Linked DNA regions of Homo sapiens: region 2 is linked to region 1. The links are chromatin loops, found by intact Hi-C in ENCODE. Cell type or tissue: endothelial cell of umbilical vein. All regions are shown on one strand. Each heading gives the region's core, and the rest is flanking DNA. Links, peaks and the distances in the headings are about the cores only.

Region 1 (2,927 bases), core at 133-2,632:
AGGTAGAGAAGTAATCACTCTCTAATTTGTATCTTTCTGATGTGTGGATTTTTACAGGGCAGATTCTTTTAGAGGCTATGCTCGTATTCTACTTTCATTAACAAATGAATCCCAGGAGATTCAACCAATGAATCCCAGGAGATTCATGGCCCAACCTATGAGATGCACACACTTTATGACTAAACTCTGCGGGCAATTTTGCTTGTGAAAAGTTGGGTATCAAGGGAAAACTGTGAGCAACCTTTGAAAGTGTTTCCTGCTATATGCTCTATCAAATGCAGATGAGCCAGGTGGGTGGGAGGCAGAAGTCAAAAATGAAGACTACATTTCTATTGCAGGTGCACAGACCTGCAGCCTCACAAAAAGATCACATTTCTTTGAGAGAGTTATCCATTCCTCTAAGAAGCACAGGTTGGAAGTACATTTTTTGAACTTCTGTTACATTGTGAAAAGAGGGGCAAATGATTTTAGGTTCAGATTCCAACAGCAGATCTGCCATTGACCTTGAATTGTTACATCCAATAGTTGTTATGGCTGCAGGAAACTGAAAGGAAGCAAGCCACTGCATTTTTCCCACCCATATACTGACATAGGTACTCTCCAGGGAGGGCACTAGTTCAATGAGTTTGAAGAAGTGATTGTCCTTGTTTAGAACTTCATGGAACACTTACTGACAGCCGTGTGCTGAGAAATGACTTCCCCCTTATCAGTCTGGTGGAGAGCACTTGATAAAAACCCCCTCTCATCTTACAGAAATAAATCTGTACCTAACACCAGAGAATCAATAACATATCAATGTTTTCAACTATCGTGCATAGATCCCATTGTGTACTACTCTATCCAGAGCTATGAGTTTTCCATCACATCAGTCTACTACAGCAGCAGTGTAACCTGCAATATATCATTACTGCATGAACAACTAGGCATATGCTGATGTTATCAATTCCAGACTAAGCAAAACCATGAAGTGACAATGTTGTCCAAGGACAGCAGCTGCTGACAATGAAAAGAGAACACCTCAAAGGAAAAGCAATTACATAAACCCTGGATTACTCTAAATATGTGGTAGATGAGATGCAATAAAGAACAATCATATAGTATCATCTCTTTGTGACAATTATTCACCTTTGGTTAGCATGGGGTCCAGGAACAGGTCTTTTCTTTTAAGAAAAAGGTGATAACTGTGGTCAGTATCTTTAAACAGCACTAAAAACGATTTGAGGAAGCAGTATCAATTTTTACAGTTGGCAAAAGCTTAGGCTAAACTCAGAAAAGACAGAATGAGATTGGGTAGACATATTAACTCAAAGGCCGCTTTCATTTTCCTGCAAAAATTAAACATGTGATCATGCATCACAATTACATATATTTTGACTTTTTTATCATTAAGTCAACAAAGGAAATAGGTTGCTAGTCCTTCTCTGCCAGTATATTAGCCATGAATTTCCATGGGAACTGTGAAACAATGGAGAACCTGTTATTTCTCTGGAAAGTTTTTACACTCTCTAAGTAAATTTCCAAATTCCATTCAAGGCTTCAGAGAAAGCAGGAAGCCAGAAAAATATTTAAAGATCAAGTGATACATTTAAACCAAACTAGGGCCTGTCACAAATATAAAGTAACCGATGTCACTGAATACAATAAGCATTCGGTAAAAACAAGGAGAGACTTGTGGTATAGGAAGCTTGGGGACTAGCAAAACAGATGTGTTGCTCTAATACATCTTGGGAAGCCCTGTAAAATGACTGTCTTCCAAGTGATGATGACATCAGAATTTATTCTTCTGCTGTTTATTGATTTCCATGATAGAATCACAACCTCTCATATTGGAGCTCTCTTAAAAACACAGTACTTCCTATATGATTAAATGTGACACCCGGCAAACTCCATCTAGCCTTCTACGCATCTTTAAATATAGAGAGATAAGATGTATCGTACAGGCTTATCTTACCGTAAAGCTTTTGGTCCAAAGTACATAAAGAGCTCCTTCCCCAAAGTTTCCACGCCACTGTAAACATATCCATTAAACAGGCTCAAGACATTCTGGCTGGAATCATTATTCAGTGCAGCAGCCTAGTGGAAAATACATGTACACACATAAGCACACACACACACAAACTCTAAGCAAAAGCATTATTTAATTCTTAAATGTGTTTATATTACTTCACGCCCAGGTGCATTCCAATGAGAAGAATAATCTCCAACAAGTCATGTAATGTAATCGGCTGTTTACATACATTTTGTCAAATCACTATGCAGTCATTTAAAGAGAGAGAGGCCAAAAAAATTAAGTGAAAAAAAGTAATTGGTAGACAAGCAAAATAAAGTTTCTTCCAGGACCATATAGCTCTGTGCATATGAAAAGAAAGCATAGGAATACAACACGAATGTTCTAAAACTAAAAACTGGAATATAGGTTCTTCCATTTCCAGAAGTATATAGCCAAGTTCCCTGAAAGAGTGGTCAGATAAAAACAGCTACAAATGACAGATGATAAAATATGAAAACAAAATATTTTTAACTTCACCGATGAACTTTTAAGCTAGTATGAAATAATAAAAGGTCAAAAACTAAAAGCGGGAGAGAACCCTGAGAGGTAGTAGGGAGAGCTGTGAAGCCAGCATCTATCCTAAGGGCATTGATTGAAACTAAGGAATGAGAGCTTCAATTTTCACATGAAACTAAGGAATGAGAGCTTCAATTTTCACATCTTGTGAGGGTGCAGGAGATCAGAGATAAAAACCTGCGGCCCCCTGAGTAGGGGAATCTAATTTGAGACCTGTCCTATTCCAAGCACAATGTTAAGAATAAAGAAAAAATAAACTCATATTCCCTTTCCCCCATCAGCCTTGCAAAACCAAACAATATATTGTTAGAATGACAACATATAGGCAGAATCCTATAAGATATTCGAGGAAATTATAAAC
Region 2 (2,927 bases), core at 116-2,615, 190 kb after region 1:
ACCACCAGGGCCCAAAGACTGGCTTAGCTGGTGTCCAAGTCCCCAGCAAAACTTCACCAAAACCTCAACTAGTAACTGTACCCTAAGCTACCAAGGAAATCACAGATACCACTGAACCTTTGTACTGCTGAAGAAGTCATACAAAGATAACACTACCACAGACACCCAAAATCAAAGCAAAAGTATCTTAACCCACAGCATACATACATCTTCAGGAAAAAAAAATTATCTCCTACAAAAGCAATTTCAAAAAATTGGAACAAGCGAATGTTACACCAGATGTGCAGATATCAATGGAAGGACACAGGAAACATGAAGAAGCAGGGAAATATGACACCACTAAAGGACCACAAAGATTGTCTAGCAATAGACCCCAATCAAAAAGAATTCCTTGAAATGCCAAATAAAAGATTCAAAATACTGATTTTAAAGCTTAGTGAGATTCAAGAAAAATCTGAAAACAAACTAAAGAAATCAGAATCTCAATTCAGAATGTGAATGAGAAATTTACCAAGAAGAAAGATACTTTTTTAAAAAAAGCAGAGATTCTGAAACTAAAATAATTCATTGAAGGAAATATAAAATATATCTGAAAGCTTCAATAATAGGTTAGATGAAGTAAAAGAAAGAATCTCAAAACATGAAGACAGGTCTTTTAAAATAATTTTAAAATAAGACAAAAATAATTAAAAAGAATGAATAAAGCCTTTGAGATGTCTGGGACTACATAAAATGAGCAAATTTATGAATGATCAGTACTCCCAAGGGTGAGGAGGTATCAAAAAGTATAGAAAATCTGTTTAAGAAAATAATTGATGACAACTTCCCAAGTCTATCAACAGAGTTAGCCATCCAGATCCAGAAGATCCAATGATCCCCACGAAAATACACTGCAAAAAGGACTACATCATGGCATATTATATTCAGAATGTCTAACGTCAAAGTTAAATAAAGAATTTTAAAATTAGCAAGAGGAAAACATCTAGTCACCTATACTGCTTTTTACAACCCCATCAGATGAACAGCTGACTTTTCAGCAGAAACCTCACAGGCCAGAAGAAAATTGGGTGTCATTTTTCAAAGTGGTGAACTATAAAAAAGAAAAAACAAAACTTTAAGTCAAGAATTGTATATTCCACCAGAATAAGTTTCATACATGAAGGAAAGATAAAGTCTTTCCCAGACAAGTGAATGCTAAGGAAATTAGTCACCACTAGACTGGTTCTACAGGAAATGCTTGAAGGAGACTTAAACGTGGCAATGAAAGGTTGATATTTACCATCACAAAAACACATAGAAATAAAGAAATGTAGTGAGATCAATTAGGAAGACTTAAGTGAGTATGAAAAATATGTAAACTAGTAGGAATGAAGATCATGACACTATTTTGAGATGTGTAACAGAAGTAGAATGATCAGACCGTGGCAACAAGATGTGGATTGTCAGAGGAAAGGGGAAGTAAAACTTGTGTGGTGTCCTAACTGCAGTAGAATGTAATGAAAAATAAGAGGATTGTTTTCCTGAAAAAAAAATTGATGTTTGGTACTTGTTTGTGGATGTAGGTAGAAAAGACACAATTGAATTAAGTCATTCGTTATACCAGTATATTTTGTTAGGGTCTTTCAGGTTTTGAGGAACAGAAGTAAACTTAGGTCAGCTTAGATAATAGAATTTTATTCTAAGGATGTGATTGAAATTTAGGAAAATAGGAACTAGAATGTTTTTCTCAATATGTAGGCACATTAGCAACCAGTTTCTAATTCTCTCCACAGCAGGTCTATTCTCTTACCTTTAATAGTGGTACACTTTTGTGATGAGTCACTTGTTCCTTCCCTTTGGTTTCAATGTTCTTTTCATCACTGAATAAATTTTTCTTCTCCTGTCTGTTGTTTTTGCTTAATTCCATGGCTATGGATACTAATAGCTTTTGCTATTGATTCTAAAATCTCAAGACACCTTCTTATCACCTCTACTCTGTGGATCTTTTGGTTGGTTCTAGTCCCAACTACTGACTCATTTTTTCAGGCATTCAGTATGACTTTTAGCATTCTTTTATTCCACAGCTATTAAACATCAGTCATTAGATATCAAATTTTATAAAAACACTGTCCTTCATGAATAAGCATTTTTTTTTCAGAAATACCTTTAATTACATGGGAGAGTATAATTTTTGAAATCTAATTGTACACTTGAATTTGTTCAATGACATAAAATAGCAGAAATACCTTTAATTATATGGTAGACTATAGTTTCTGGAATCTAACTGTATACTTGAATTTGTCTAATGACATAAAATGGTTTTACTGAGGAAATAAAATGCATCCTTTAACAAACATCCATTGAGAATCTGCTCTATGTCAGCATACAATGTACCGAGACACAAGGGAGAAGAAAATGCTAATTTAAAATTGATCAGACAGGTCATAAACGTAAGTAGGTAATTATAATACAGTAATGTAAATGTGAAAATCAATGTACAAATTAACATTTGAGGGAGTACAAAAGAAGAATTGACTATGTATATGGGGGAAAAGGAGGAAGTTACAAAGGTGTTGGTATTTGAGCTTTCGAAAGTGACTAGAAGGAAAGAGACATCACAGGCCATGCAACGTCCAGTAGATTATGAGCCATTCTCTTTTATTATTACCTCGTTGATATAAATAATTACTTCTTTATGGGACCAATTATCCTTCCACATGATGTAAAGAAACAAACTCTTTTGAGGATAAATAATATGGGAAAATGACAGATAAATGTCATAACTTTGTATGCCACTATATAAAATATTCCTCCTTATATTCTTGAGTCTATAGTTATTTTTGGTGACAAAATTATACAGTGCCTCTAGATGGAAATATCAGTTAAGTATATCATTTTAGCATCCTCATAAGCAGTTGATAATGTAAGCTGCTTGGCTATTCCCTAGT

The links. A loop is a pair of places that touch in the nucleus more often than their neighbours do. Peaks named below come from ENCODE experiments on the same cell type or tissue, not always from the same donor. Only the 100,000 strongest peaks of a DNase experiment are listed, where the experiment ranks them.
Region 2: it touches region 1 in a loop (2.0-fold over the local background); 3 of 110 quality-filtered maps call a loop at or near these places.

The regions. Positions count from the first base shown.
Region 1 is chr4:177,321,605-177,324,531 of GRCh38, reverse strand. NEIL3 (nei like DNA glycosylase 3) reads right to left here. Exons shown (of 10, transcript NM_018248.3): 2 at 1,952-2,073. Among named protein-coding and RNA genes, the nearest start is that of NEIL3, 13 kb to the right of the region's middle. In endothelial cell of umbilical vein, for the core only: no CTCF peak of the experiment used is centred there; DNase peaks (open chromatin) are centred at 1,481 and 2,001; H3K4me3 peaks cover 728 bases; H3K27ac peaks cover 1,520 bases.
Region 2 is chr4:177,126,790-177,129,716 of GRCh38, reverse strand. No RefSeq gene overlaps it. Among named protein-coding and RNA genes, the nearest start is that of NEIL3, 180 kb to the left of the region's middle. In endothelial cell of umbilical vein, for the core only: no CTCF peak of the experiment used is centred there; a DNase peak (open chromatin) is centred at 1,336; H3K27ac peaks cover 1,561 bases.